2 separate regions of the Homo sapiens genome follow, and region 2 is linked to region 1. The links are chromatin loops, found by intact Hi-C in ENCODE. Cell type or tissue: mammary epithelial cell. All regions are shown on one strand.

Evidence for each region. A loop is a pair of places that touch in the nucleus more often than their neighbours do. Peaks named below come from ENCODE experiments on the same cell type or tissue, not always from the same donor. Only the 100,000 strongest peaks of a DNase experiment are listed, where the experiment ranks them.
Region 2: a loop joins it to region 1, with 10 times the contacts of the local background. A loop is called at or near these places in 6 of 110 quality-filtered maps.

Annotation. Positions count from the first base shown.
Region 1 is chr6:49,405,932-49,413,931 of GRCh38, forward strand. No RefSeq gene overlaps it. Among named protein-coding and RNA genes, the nearest start is that of MMUT, 53 kb to the right of the region's middle. In mammary epithelial cell, a CTCF peak has its summit at 4,200 (motif pointing left); a DNase peak (open chromatin) is centred at 4,220.
Region 2 is chr6:49,198,190-49,206,189 of GRCh38, forward strand. LOC124901478 (a long non-coding RNA gene) reads left to right here and starts at 4,486. Exons shown (of 2, transcript XR_007059902.1): 1 at 4,486-4,719; 2 at 5,490-5,647. In mammary epithelial cell, no CTCF peak of the experiment used is centred here; a DNase peak (open chromatin) is centred at 4,932.

The DNA.
Region 1 (8,000 bases):
GTGTTAGAATCACTAATGATAAGCTAATGAAGTTTCACAGAGTTCAAAGACCTTAAAATCTCATTTCATAAATACACTCCTCCTATTAGCCTAAACATGAACTTGGATCTGTTTGCAAAAAATTTTCAATAACCTTAAAAGGGTTTGCACAGTCTCCCACTTCGCTATTCTGTGCCTCAGGATGTGACAATGCTTATAAATCCCACAATTTGTCCTCAGAGGGTGTCTTGATCAACATCTCTCTGCTGCCACTGGCACACTCCTGGCTCAGTCATGACCCCATTCCCCTATTCCAGCTTGTTGACTAAATCCTCATCTGATGTCTCTCCACAAAAATTCAGAAGCATTTTCTCAGATAAATATTTATTCAATCATTTTAAATTAATTTCCAAGAAAAATGTGGGATTTAATTTAAAATGTAAGAGTACATTTCTCTTGCATTTCCCCTGTAATCAAAGAGTGAGATCATCCACTTGCATAGCACACTTGGAGACAGGCTGAATGTTGAGTAACATTATCCTGTCACAAATAGAGTAACGTGTTCAATTATCAGTGATGCCTCGCCCTCAATAGAGTGTAAGCTGAAGGGTAACCAGGAGAGATCCTCGGTTCCAGGGCTGGTAGTTTTGTGACCTAAACTCAAAAGCTAATTCTGCTTGGCACAGTGTAGAGTTTCCTGCTCCCTCCCTGCTGCTCTAGAAAGGCAGGGCTGTGTTAAATCATGGTGCTTAAGGTAATCAATTCACAAGCATGGATGAGCACCTCAATTCTGAGGAGCTCTCACTGTGCTGGAAGAGCTAGGGTTAGGCACTTAACCTCCTTCTGACTCAGCTTCCAAATTCCATGCAGGGATTTGTGAGGCCTTTACACTTGCTTTGCCAGTACACTTGTGTGTATGTGTCAAGAGTTGAAGGATGGTATGAACAGGAAGAATTAACACAGAAGCATGAGAACGGAGTAGGGCGAAAAGTGACTTCTGACTTTCCTGAGCTGGGTTGTTACCATGTTCACCCAGCAGAAGGCACTGGCTTTAAGAAGAAAAATAGAGAAGAAGGCTCTTCAGCACTTAAAATATATCACACCAAAAATCACCAAACGTGCTCCCAGTGGCATCTGTAACTTAGGTAGTAAACCTCTCACCTTGCCTACATTGTTAGCCCAAAGACACCAAAGAGGCTGCACATCAAAGTGAAAATGCAAAGCTGGGAATGATTCAATTTACTTTATAAAATAAAAAATCCTGCTGCCCTTTCATGAAATTATACTGTGTGCTTATAAATATGAATGTAAATGTATAACATAAAACATGAATGTTTGTATGGAATATTGTAATGAACATTTGTCATTTTTGGATGTCTAGCAAATAACCATTTTTCCTGTTTGAGAAGAAACCTAAATCCTAAAGTAAAGGTGAGATTCAGGCTCCATTTCTTACTACCTAAAAAACAAGAAAGACTGTGTTCTTCAGCCCTTTGGCAGCTAGCAGTGGGTATCAGGCATAGAATCAACCAATAGATGCCCCAACTGAGATTTTGAACATTGGAACCTTCAAACCTTGAGAGAATGATACAAGTTTAGAGAAAATTAAGACTTTAATAAAATACCAACAGAATCAGCCACAATATATAAAAAAATTTTACACCATGACCAAGTAGTTTAAATTTGAAAATAAGTGTAGTACATCATATCAGTAGAATAAAGGACAAAATCCACATGATCATCTAACTAGATTCAGGAAAAAAAAGCATTTTACAAAATCTAAAATTCCTTCATGACAAAACACTCAATAAACTAGGAATAGTATACAACTTTCTCAATCTGATAAATAACACCTATAAAAACTAAGCTAACATCATACTTATGGAGAAAGACTGAATGCTTTTCCCTAAGACTAGGAAGAAGACAAAAGTGTTTATTCTTGCCACTTTTATTCAACATTGTATTGGCGGTCCTAGCCAGGATAAGTTGCAAGATAATGAAAGGTAACCAGATTGAAAAGGAATGACTAAAATTATCTCCATTTTCAAGTATCATTATCTTGCATATAGAGAATCTAGAAAAAATCACTAAAAAATTAATTTGAACGAATACATTCATTCAGCATGTTTATGGACTACAAGAAAATAAATTTTATTTCGATACACTAGCAATGAACAATCTGAAAATGAAATTAAGAAAATAATTGACTTACAATAACATCAGAAAGAATTAAACACTGAGGAATAAATTTAATGTAAGGGCAAAATATATACCTTAAAAACTACAGAAATATTGTTGAAATAAATAAAGAAAAAATTAGTGTTTACTCAGAGCAGCTATGATAAAGTTGAGACTCAAGCAATAGCAGAGGGTCTAAGGATAAGATGATGGTGGCAATAGGGACTGATGTCCTGGAAACCACATCCAGTAACAATGGAGCCAGCAGCAGCATCAGCAAACTTCACAGGGTGAAATTTTGGCTGTGACATCATTCCAAATTTTGGTCCACCTCCATGTCTACCTCTTCAGCCATCCCTTAAGTTCAGAAAACTATGTATTGTCCTGTCAATAAATTCCATTTAGTCAGAGTTGTTTGCTTTGTTTTTTGTAACCCAGACCCAGACTTCTATAGGTATCACTGCTCAGTTTTCTCCTGCTTCTAACGACTTGGCTTATTTCCATTTTGTTAGAAAAGGAAAAGTTCTTATAATTTCCAAAAAATATTTTTATCAATTTATACGTACCCATTGGTTTCCAAATGTTTAACTCATTTCCACAATAACCTTATAATTTAGTATAACTTTGTAAAGTACATATTATGAACCCTATTTTAATATGTGAGAAAACTCAAGTTAAAAGAAGTTACATGATTCCTTAAAAGGAGGTAGACTCCAGATGGAAATCCAGATCTACTGAGTATAGATCCCAGGCAATATCTACTGTAGTAAGCTGTTTCCTTGATTTTCTGGCCTCAAAGCACAGAAAGCATATTAGATTGCCTCTTCCTAAGGAGAATGACATCTCCCAAAGTTTTATTTTCTTTTGTTTTTGTTTTTCAGCTGTTTGTTTGTTTTTATAGTAAGAACACTTAATATATGGTTTGCAAATATTTTCCTTTTGAACCTGAGATCTACCCTCCTAACATTTTGAAATACATAATACAACATTGTTAGCTATAGGGACTATGTCATATGGCATATCTTTATAATCTGCTTATCTGACGTAAGAGAAACTTTATACTAATGGAACAACTCCCCATTTCCTCCACCCCTCTGGTCTGGGAAACCACTATTATATTCTCTACCTCTATGAGTTTAACTATTATAGACATCACACATAAGCGGGATCATGCAATATTTGTCCGTCTGTGAGTGGCCTATTTCCCTTAACATAGTGTGCTCCAGGTTTATTATGTTGTGCAAATGGCAGGATTTTCTTCTTTTTTAATAGTGAATAATATCTTATTGTATGTATATACCACATTTTTAAAATCCATTCATCTGTCTATGGACACTTGTGTTGCTTTTTTATCTTGGCTATTTTGAAGAACACTGCAAGGAACATGGGAGTGCAGATATATCATGGTGAACCTGATTTCAGTTTTTTTGGATATATATCCAGAAGTAGGATTCTTGATTTATTTATATAATAGTTCTATTTTTAACTGTTTTGAGGAAACTCCACACTGTTTTTTGTAGCTGATGCACCATTTTACATTCTCACCAACAATGTGCAAGAGTTCCAATTTCTTCACATCCTCACTAACACTTATCTTTTGTTTATATATATATATATATATATATATATATATATATATATATATATATATAAAAGGCATTCTAACAGGCATGAATAATATCTCATTATAATTTTATATTAATTGCTCTAATGATCAATAATGTTGAGCATCTCATATACCTATTGGCTGTTTATATGTCAATAGGAGAAATTTCTGTTCCAGTCCTTGCCTATTTTTTTAATTCTTTTGTGTTTATAATCCTTGCCTATCATTTAGATAGATTATAATATAATATATATATATATATGGCATTTAGTGACAGGAGTTCCCTACATTTCCTTACATATTTTGGAAATTAACCCCTTATCTGATATATTGTTCACAGATATTTTCCTTTTGATTTCCTTGTAGCTATCACAGTTTTTCTGAAAATCCAGGAGTGCCGTCATGTACTTCCGATGCTGACCTCTCCTGGCCATTTGTGGTATAGCAGCTCCTTCAACGTAGCACACAATATTGAGGCAGCTGTCATCTGTTCACTGTTACAGATGAGCTGAAATGACCAGAGGCGCCTGAGAGGCTAACACTGCTAGGATGCACGGCCAATAATTCTAAATTCCCTTTACACAACTCTTGCCGTTATCCAAATCCAAGTTTGTAATAGGTGGGGACTCCTAAGAGCTCTCTCACCACTCAGCCTGAGGCAACAGATTCCTCTGTTGTGGATACCTCTAGACTCAGGGATTTTCCAAACTCGGTTTCCATCATTGATTCGAATTCTCTCATTCTCATCTGTGTTTCCTGGTTTCACACCTTTCTTTGCCTAATTTAACAATGTGCCTCGCTTTGATAATTGTGTCTCCACACTAGATAATAAGGATATTAAATTTGGTAGCAATATCAATTCAGAGAGAAGAAAAGCTGAACCCTTTCACATCTGAAATTCCATCTTTCACTTTAGGGAACTTTTAAAGTAAGGAGCTCTGTCCTAATATCTGAAATGATAATCCAGCTGCAGTTGAAAACAAAGCCTTCATTTTGGTCGGGTACCATGGACAATAACGACACTACTAAGAAATTTCATGGGTCATAAATTTTTTTAAGCCACTGACAACCAGCCCAGTCCAATTACTTGATAGGTGCATTTGTCAGTCATTCAAGCTCTATTTCCTCTTCATACTAAGAGTTAACTGCTGGATAGGATATAATCAGAAAGCACAGCTTTAACATGAAGATTATCCAACGTATTTGTACCATTTATATTATGGTTGTAGCCTGATAAACCATTTTAGATGGATTACTTGGGTGACACAGATTCTTTTTTTTTTTTTTTTTTTTTGACAGAGTCTTGCTCTGTCGCCCAGGCTGGAGTGCAGTGGTGCTATCTCAGCTCACTGCAACCTCAGCCTCCCGGGTTCACACCATTCTCCTGCCTCAGCCTCCCGAGTAGCTGGGACTACAGGCACCTGCCACCACGCCCAGCTAATTTTTTGTATTTTTAGCAGAGACGGAGTTTCACCATGTTAGCCAGGATGGTCTCGATCTTCTGACCTCGTGATCCTCCCACCTTGGCCTCCCAAAGTGCTGAGATTACAGGCGTGAGCCACCGCGCCCGGCCGACACAGGTTCTTAATAATAGGCTTGGAATTTTTCCAAGGGAAATTTCCTTAAAAAGCATACATATGATTTTGAGCATTTCTGAGTATAAATGTGGTCAATCCTATTGAAATTAAATTATAATATAGGCCATTAAATAATGTAATTTGATACATTGACCTCAGACATGAGAAAGAGAAATGAGGGAGACATTAGCACAATGATGGGAGTATGAGAGCTATTTACCCAAGAGGTTATGAAGCTTTGCATTGTTACCAGTCGCAGAGTCACAGTTAGAAGCTGTCCTCCATCACAGTTTTCATTTGTGTTGACTCTTTTCATCTTGCCTATAGTATTTCTGCTTTCAATTTAAGTCTTGTTTATTTCAGGCCTTGCGTCTGTGGCATCCTGATAATGACACGGTCATATAATCTTAACAATCAATGTGTCTATGTTTTCTTGGAGTGTAATTTCTTTGCCTTTGCAAGGAGTTGATGAATATTAGTACCCATTTTACAAAAACATGAGAAGAAAATAAGTACAATTATAATCAAACAGGGAGTACTTAAGAATCTAACCTTGGCCTTGACACTGTGAAGGATATAATAGAAGTAGAATCCTTTGGGGTACAAGGAACAGAATATGCAGCTTAAAAGTGGTTTAATTGATAAGAACAGTTATTTTCTTCTATAACAAAAGTTCTGGAGGCGAAGTAGTTTCAGGGTGTAGGTAGTAGTTCAACAACAGAACAAGAGCCCATGTTCCTTATACCTTTCCACTCTGCCACACATAGATAACTGGCACTCATTTTTGGCTTTTCTCTTGGGGTGGCAAGATTACCATCATGGTCCCGGGCAACCACAGCAAGACAGAAAACAGAAAATTTTATTTTCATGCATTTAAAAAAAACAGGAAGCAAAATTTATCCCAGAAATCACACAGCGGGTTTCCACTCAGGACTCCTTGGCCAAAATTGAGTCCACTGCCCAGGTTCTAGCTGCAAGTGATACAGGAGAAAGAATATTAGACATATTTAGCCCCTACTGTGGGACCAATATTCTGCTGGCAAAGAAGTACAAAGGACCATGTAGGGTGCAGACAGCTGGTAGATGATTAGTAGGCAAAATCTGCCACACAGTAAAAGGTATATTTTACTCTCAAGAGGCATACAATTTACTATTACTAATAACACCATGTTGTATGATAATTGACAATTCATAAAGCACTTTCAAATAAATTATCTGACTTAATCTTTACATTACCTTGCAAAGTAAATTACCCTTTTCATATTTTTTAACAAGAAAAGTTAATATTGGTAACGAAAAAGACTAGCAATGTAGCACAAATGAAGCTTTCTTCAACTTTGTAAGTCTAGTAGTATACAAATTTAGAAATCACAGACATCAATTAGAACTAGAGTGGACATTTAAGACTGGAGACTGAGTCAAGAAAACCACGTGCTACACAGCAGAATCACCACCAAAAATTAGCTTATCATCGAGGAGGACATTAGCAAACAAGAAAAAATTAGCACCAAATGAGCACCTAAACTCAAAGACAGGGGCTATAAATGCAAGATCAGCCAAGAAGTTTAGTCCCACAGAATTTATTGGGCACATACTTTGTGCAAGAGTTAGCCTGTGGAGAAAGTCAGGCTAAATTAGACTTAGTCTTTGCCCTCAAAGAGCACAGTCTAATACAACACCAATTAATAAATGCTCTAATAGGAATATGAATCCCAGTATTCCATGGGCACATGGAGAAAGATGGAAAAATACAGGCAGATTTTTGAGAGGAGGTGGCATGTCACTTAACAGTAAAGAAAGGATTGAGATGAGGAGAGAGTGCATTACAGGCGGAGGCAAACATATTAGCAAAAGCAGTAATATTGAGTGTGTGTTTAGAAGGGTAAAGAAGGGAGCCTAACAGAGCAGGTAGAATGTTGGGATAGGTGGGAATCGATGAGTGAGAAAGGATGAAGAATGGCATCTGAAGTGCAAGTGTTTGAGAAGTGTCCATTCATGCCCTTTGCCCATTTTTTAACGGGGCTGTTTTTTACTTGTCAATTTAAGTTCCTTATAGATTCTGGACATTAGACCTTTGTTGGGTACATAGTTTGCAAATAATTTTTCCCATTCTTTAGGTTACTCTGTCGATAGTTTCTTTTGCTGTGCAGAAGCTTTTCAGTTTAATTAGGTCCCATTGGTCAATTTTTGCTTTTGTTGCAATTGATTTTGGAGCCCTCATCATAAAATCTTTGCCTGGACTGACATCCAGAATAGTATTTCCTAGGTTTTCTTCTAGGGTATTTATAGTTTTAGGTTTCACATTTCAGTCTTTAATCCATCTTGAGATTATTTTTGTATGTTGCAAAAAGTAGGGGTCCAGTTTCAGTCTTCTGCATATGACTAGCCAACAGGCATATGAAAAAAATGCTCATTATCACTAATCACTAGAGAAATGCAAATCAAAACCATGATGAGTCATCATCTCGCCCTAATCAGAATGGCCATTATTAAAAAGTCAAAAAATAGCAGATGTTGGCTAGGTTGCAGAGAAAAGAGAATGCTTATACACTGCTGATGAGGATGTAAATTAATTCAGCCAATGTGGAAAGCAGTCTAGAGGTTTCTTAAAGAACTTAAAATAGAACTACAATTTATTTGACACAGCAACGTCATTATTG
Region 2 (8,000 bases), 210 kb before region 1:
CCAGTTAGTCATATTTTGCAGACATGTAATGAAATGTCAGCAAAATAGATTAATGGTCCTCATTACAAAAATAGCATTAAAAGAGGATTGAGAAAGAAGATATGCTAGTGATTAAAGTAAAAGCACAATTAAAATGGCAAATGAGTCAGGACATAACATAAAAAAGCTCTGAAGAGGGGCAATGATTGAAAATTATGTTAAGCCCCTCACCACTCATTATAAAAATGTTCTTGGTAATGAGTAAAGATTAGAAAAGCTAAATTAAAAAGAGTCAAAATTTTACAAACCACACACAAGTCTCTTTAAATAGAAGTCTTAAAAATGCACAGATTAGATATACAACCGTGTTAACTCATCATCATTAATAGATAATTGAATGTTTGCAGAAAAAAATTGAGGGAAGGAAAAGGAAGGAAGAAGAGTTCAATTCAGTAAAAGGTTATTAAAATCTACCTTATTTTCACCAATGCTCTAGACAGGAGTATCATGCCTAACTTATTCCTGACTGTCCTTATGCCTAGCATAGTGGTGGCCTTAAGTGTGTCCTTAATAATTCAGTGAATGAATGCACAAGTAAAAGGAGTTTAACAAAATGAAAAACTATGGACTGTGCTCTCAAGTTGTTTACAGCCTTGGCATCAGAGCACTTAAGGTAACACCCTGATAGATTTATTTGCACAGTCGGTGTCATTCCTATCTTTGACATTTTTCAAACTATGTGCTCATTTTTGTAAATCAGAGTTCTGAGCAGTTCAATTTTAGCTTTTCAGTTTTAAGTTGATTTCAAATTTTCTATTCAAATTTTTCAGAATGCTGATATACATATATATTTTATATAATCATTGATGAAGAAATATTAATTGTTAAATTGTCTTGCTTCTTGGATGCTGTGAATACCGCGTGGTCTTAGGCAGCTATCTACTCTTGCATCTAGGGATGTGCTCACATTTCAAGCAGAACCAGCACTAATTGCAAGGAAATAGCTACCTGAAATATTTTGACAAATTACTAGTGTTCTTAAAACTGCTTCTACTTTGGGTGATCAATAAATGAACACTGACTTGGTTGATTACTAGTGTTCAGAAAAATGTTGCTGCTTTGGGTGATCAACAAATGTACGTTGACAAGGATGTCCTACTAATCCATTATCTCCTGTCCAGAAACAGGATGATCTAAATGATTCTGATACCCACCTTCCCACGCTGAAAACCACTGGCTTACATGATGCCTAAAGTCCCTTCCTTGGAATGTGGGTTAAGAAGGTAGATATCCTAAAACTCAGTTTAGCATATTTTCCTTAATAACAAGGTTGTGATAGTTCCCAAAGTTTAGGACTTTCTAGATCAGTAAAACTCCAGAGAGAGAGGAGAGAGAGAAAGAGAGAGAGAGCGTGCGAGCAATCTTTATATTATATTCAAAACACCTGCAAAGGATTTAGGAAATATTACTTTAAAAAAAATAAGCTCAATCTTTTTAATAGCTTCTCATGAACAGGTTTAGAGCCCACAGAATAATGCAAATATTTATAAAGTAATTGCTAGGATCAAATGAGAAACATAATGGTAATCAAAACTGTATCTTTTGGTACCCAGATGCAGCACGTAACTACTGTGTCACTTCTCAGCTACAATGGCTCTGGGCCCTTGACTTGTTTGTTCATTTTTGTTTATGCTGATTCAAGTCCTCTGAAACTCTGAAACAAGGTAAATTGGAAAGGGACATAAGAAATGGGTAGAAATACATTATATTCAACAAAATTTTACTTATGTTCTCAGGTGTTATATTCAATATTTATAAGTTCTAGATCTTATTCTATTCTTTCTGGTAACAGAAAAAGAAACACATATGTAATTTATGTTTCTCATATGAAACAGTTTCCAGGTACAGAAGTATCATAACAATAACAAAATTAGATTATTTTGTTGCACATCCCAGTTTGGGGAATTTTAGCAGGGCTAACATTCTTCTAAACTAGCTCCAGAGGACTCTAAGGGCTACCTTCCAGGTGATCCTGGGCCTTCTAGTTGTCCCAGAACATCTAACATTTTCCTTTTTCTACTCCTGATGTTGCCTTTGTAGGAGACTAACCAAGAAGTTGCTATGCCTTTATCATTCTCACATTTCCTTTCTCTCTGTGATTCAAGACATATCCTGCTACTCCTCTATTCTACGTCTTAATTTATTGACTTATTTGAGGCAGAGCAAATGCCATCCACCTCTATTTATGTAAGTGGCTGAGAAAGCAACATTGCCCAGATCACTCAGATCTTAAGAACATACCAAAGATGTGGCTCTTTTAGTCTTCTCTGAAGTATCCTCACCTGAGGGCTCAGGAGTAGATCAGGGAGAGCTGGAATAGAAAGTAACCCAAATAGCACACTCTTGTAGTCAACATCAGTTCTCCTCTTGGCTAATGGTCTATTGTTCCAGGCCAAGCTTATATGTTTCCATTCTGGTTCAGAAGATGTTTCTTATAGAATTCTCATTCTTTCATAAAATAAATGACTAGGAGTTGTACCCTAAAAGTCTTCCAGGCATCCTTCGAATTTACAGTGAGTGTAGCTTCCTTCCTTTAATATATTTCAACATATTTCTTTCAACATATTTACTCCCTTGCATATACAGCTGACAGAAAAATAACACTGAAATAAGCCCATTGCCTAGCGATCCTCTAGATATTTAGATTACATAATTTACATCCACAATATTATCCTAGCTGGTTAATACCAGCTAAATCTAGAAAATTGAGCTCTGGTCCCATTCTAAATACTGATCTTCCATACATAATAAACAGAAAAAAAAACCATATAAACTTAACTATAAAGCAAAATAATAAGCTCGATTTCTAAGAAAAAAATCTATTTCTGACAAAAACTTACTGTAAATATAACTTAAATGCTCACAAGCATTTGGATAACCAATGTATCAATTTACAAAATAGCCCCTGGCTTGCATGAGATGAGATCGGATAAAGCACAGAGACAGATATTTTACAGAAGGGTCAGGAAATATTTTTTATTGCCAAACAACTTAAGAATCAGAAAACACTGATATGTTTCAGCAGTGTGTGAGGGGAAACATCAAATTGTTTTATTTCTGTGGCAGAAATGGCACAAGACGTCAGATTTATTATTGGACATCCCTAAAAATAAATAATATCACAAATTTCTGTAACAATTTGACAAGAAAGGAAGACAAAGCACAGTTTTAAGCTTATGACCCAATACCTCTCTGCTTTTATATATCAATTATTGTGATACAAGCTTGGTTTTGTGTGTCCTTTGAATAATGTTTTTAGAAACAAAAATATTTTAGAACAACTGTAGTATAAAAGATATTTCTCTTTTCCTCCGTCTTGTCTTCTTTCCTTTCTTCCTCCTTTTTTTCTAATTTTCCTTGGTTCTTCCCTTTCACCTTCCCTTTACTCTTTCCTTTTTTTCCTTTCTTGTTTCCATTTTTTCTACCTTATTAGAGAAAGAACACAAAAAATATGCAAAGGGGATCAGATTGCATAATTGAAAATGCAAGAAAGATAAAGGAAAAAAATAGATATAAGTTTCTGGCTCTGCATAAGAGTGAGTACACATGACCCTGTCTCTCCCAGTGGATGTGCAAACCAAAAAGTATGAGACGGGTCTCAATTGATTTAGAGGTTTATTTTGCCAAGATTGAGGAACTTCCTAGAAAAAAGGAACACAAAACTCATGCTTTTTCCAAAAAAGGATTTGGGGACTTCAGCATTTAAAGGGAAAAGAGTGGGCAGTAGGAGAAAGAAGAAAGAAAAAATGTGGGAGGGTAGATAAAAGAGTATAGGGTGACATTCTTCTGAGGCTTTGATCAACATACACTGAATCCATATTTTACAGGTGAAAGGGGGGCGGTAGAGGAATAGTTAACTAGATTTGTGCTCAGTGAATCTGCATTTTTACGTAAAATAAAGTAAACATACAGTAGATGAAGCAATCAGATATGCATTTGTCTCAGGTGAGCCTGATCAAGGGATGACTCTCAGTTCTTTCTTTGTCCTGTACCTGTGAAGATAAACTGTTAAACTATATTGTCAGGGTGAAATTTCAACAGAACTGTTTTAGGATAAAAATCTTGGAGCTCACAAGATATATCCTTGTGAGCAAATTAAGAGGGAGACCCTCTGAGGAGATATGTAGCCTTCTATCTTTGTAGCTATTTATTTAGGAACAAACTGGGAGGCAGTTTTGTGTGACTCAATTCCTAAGCTTAACTTTTCTCTTTGGCATAGTGGTTTGAGGTCCTGAGATTTTTATTTTACTTTCACAGATACAACCATAATAACCTTGAGATAATGCTTGAAGCAGTAAAGTGAGGACTGGAAAATAAATCATGGTAGGTGGATTGGTGAGGAGCAGAATTCTAGGTATCACAATACGTGTGGTGTGTGTAGTGTTGTCTTGTCTTGTCTTTTAATTCTTTTCTTTTCTTTTCTTTTCCTTTTCTTTTCTTTTCTAGTGTCCTGAGGCTTCCACTCAACACACGCTAAAACCTCAAAGCAGACATCAGTATCAACAGAGATCCTAGAGCAGCTTTTTAGAGCTGACTTGAGGAGAAGGTGAGGGGTCTCTTAATACTAATAGAGAGTGGGGGAAATCTCATTTATTTTTTTTTCCATTCTCTAGTGCCCCAGTCCCCAATCAATCTTTTGGTGGTAGCAGTAGTGGCAGCAGCAACAACAAAGATACACAGGTATGTAAAACAATAATGAAGGGAGTGGGTTCTTTCCTTCTGATTAAAACAACTATAATCCCAGGAGAGCAGCATGAAACCACATTTCCCGTGTTTCTCTCTTTCTTTCTCTTTCTTTGCCTACCTCACTCTTTCTCCTCAAATGCTTCTCTCCAGCAAAAAGGCCTTTCACACTAGATGAGTTCTGACTCAGCTTAAATACAGGCAGCATTGCAAATGGGGTTTTCCAGGGAACCACTAGACAGATCAAGTGATTATAATTTTCTCAGAAGGAGGCACTGAACTAGCTCAAGTTTGGTTCCTCTCCCTCCAGTGGCTTCCAGGCTGCTCGTTTTCACCATGAATATTGGCTGTTAGTATTTTAGGCTACTGAAAAATCTGAAAATGGGATGGAACTAGGGCTGGTTACAACACCACAAAGCTCATTTTGCAAAGATGCAATTATGCTGACTATAACAACAGGAGGCAGCCAAATGCCTAGGCAGATAGGTATGAGTATCTGGTGAAGCCCCACCTCCAAGCCAAAGAGAGTTTAAAGCCTGAAAGCCAAGCTACAAGTTAAATCCTTGGACCAGTTTGAGAACCTATCTTCCTGTTTGACGTGCTTTCCTCTGATTGATCCTCACCCTTCACCTATTTTACATATACCTACCCTTTCCTAATTAGTTTTCTATGCTGTCCTGCCCACCTTTGATTGGTGTCTTTGCTTTAACCTTTTGTGCATACTCACAAACCAATCAGCATGCATTCTCCATCCTGTGCTTATAAAGAACCCAGACTCATTCAGTAGAGGACGAGATGGCTTGACTTCAGGGAAGAGACAACCTGACTTCAGGGAAGATGACCTGCACTTTCCAACCCCTCTCCAGTTCCCCTCTCTGCTGACAGCCATTTTCATCACTCAATAAAATTCTCCACCTTTACTATCCTTCAATTGTCCACATGACTTCATTCTTCTTGAATGTGGGACAAGAACTTGGGACCCACTGAGTGCAAGTACTCAGAAAGGCTGTAACATCAGCCCTTTGCCCTTGTTGGAGGAAGGTAGCCACCCCACGTGACGCGGCAGCATTGAGCTGCTAAAGGAGCATCGTAACTCCCCCTCTAGGGCTTCAGGGTCACAGGCACCCTCACCTGGGCACTACTGCATTCCCCTCTAAGTGACACATCTAGTCTCGCTGTGGGCCCTGCATGGAGTTTGCTCCTATGTCAGCACCCAGAGAAGCTGGCCAGATCCTGCTGAGAAAAATCCTACATCACCGATGCAACCAGTTTTCTTGAACAGATTCTGCCTAAATTGTTACAAGCTTTTGGCTAATTTCTAAAGTTCTGATCAGGTTGAATTTTATTATATTTGCAAGTTTTTGTTGTTGCTTTTATGGAGGAAGAAATTTTTAGACATCCTTCCCTAACCATTTTCACTAACATCACGTAACTAAAGATTTATATCTGCCGTATAATTTAATGTTTTTATTTACTACAATTTGTCTTTTTTCTTTTTTCCCTTTCTCTCTTCCTTCTCCTTTTCCTTCTCTTCCTCTTTTTCTTTTCTAATTTCTGTTGCTCAGATTGAAATCTCTTCCAATAGCTCAAAATTTACATATGATTTTTTTTCTTCTGGTGGTTACCCCTAATTTACCAAGAATCCACAATGGGACACTGTTTTTCTGCCCTTTTTCTAAAAGTTTTAAATGTTCATTTCTTTCTCACAAAAAAATGACAAATGTAACACAACTATATCAAACTATTCTTGTCAGCTGACTCCTGTCCCCAGATATTCTCATATAATGTTGTTCACCTGGTGGGACACTAACACTGACTACCTGATTAAAACTATGCCTATGTAGTCACATGCATCACTGAAAGCTCTAGCCTAAGCCATCCTCTTTGACGTTCTTTCCCACCACCCTCTTCTTTACTCATGGCACTTGATCACATTAATATTCCAATCTGATGGTGAAACACATTTAGTTCTTTACTCCCTCATGATTTTTACACTTCTTTTTCTTTTTTTCTTCTTCTGTACTTAAATATTTTTCACTATACCACTGTTGTCTTACTACATGGTTCTGTTACCTATTTTAATCCTGAGGTCTGACAGTGTTTTTGGAAGGTGGAAATTTCTCCATTCATTACACTTAGGTAATAGCACCATGTAAACCATAAGATGTTCCATGAGATATAACTGAGCTCTGTGGGTTTAGTTACATCCTGCATGAAATAGACTATTTCATAGTTACTTTGCTTAAAAGATTATTGTTATCAACATCATGTTTTCAATAAATTTTTGCTTAAAATTAAAATAATATATTTAATTTGCTCTGTATCACCAAGATGAATGTCTTATCATATAATAAATCTGATTTCAGCCTCCTAAAATTGGAATAAACATTTTTATGACTTTTCTCCTTAAAATTCTATAAGAAACTGAAGCATGTATCTTTTTGGGATACAACTTGGTTTTAAATTCCAGACAATATAGATTATTTTCCTCTATTCATGTTTTAAAACTTGATTATGAAACTAGAACAAATGCAGCTGACTGATATAGTCCTCTCTTGACAAATGCACACAAACAATAATTAACCTGAACGAGAGATATATAGCTACATCCAGAGAAGATAATTCTTTCTATATATCAGAGAAATACAAATCCTTCATTATTTAGAGTCATCTCTCTATTTTTTTAAGATCCTGAAAACATTAATTGTAAACACTAATGGGAATTACTAGAATGCTCCTAGATACAGAATAAGTTCCAAATTTAGTCTTAGCAGCTGTAAGCAATCATCTAACCGAATTACCTGGAGGAAAATGGAAACAGGGCAGATGCTGGCCAATTACCATAAACTAATTGTAGCAGGGCACCTGGTATGGAAAGAAGAGTAAAGCTTTTATTAGGCTGGAAAAAAGAAGCTATTATTTGGGGGAAATTCAAGCTGTTTCTGTCTACCAGGGGGGAAACTAAAATTTGCCTTCAGGAAAGACTCTCGTATTCTAAAAGGGCCCTTATAGTAATGCAAGCAAGTACCTACTTATTATTTTGGGGGAACTTTCATATACAGTGGAGAAGTCTAAATATGGATGCTCCCGAATGAGCTTAATAATATGAACTGAAAATCTTTGACAGAACTGTGACACATTAGAGTTATAGGTTTGTTTTTTCAAACATGGATTATAACTTCCAATTACATTGAAATTATGACTTGTTCTTGATAGGTCTGTGATTTTTGTCCAAGAGAATTATTCACAAGAGATCAGAAATACAGATAGTGGAAGGA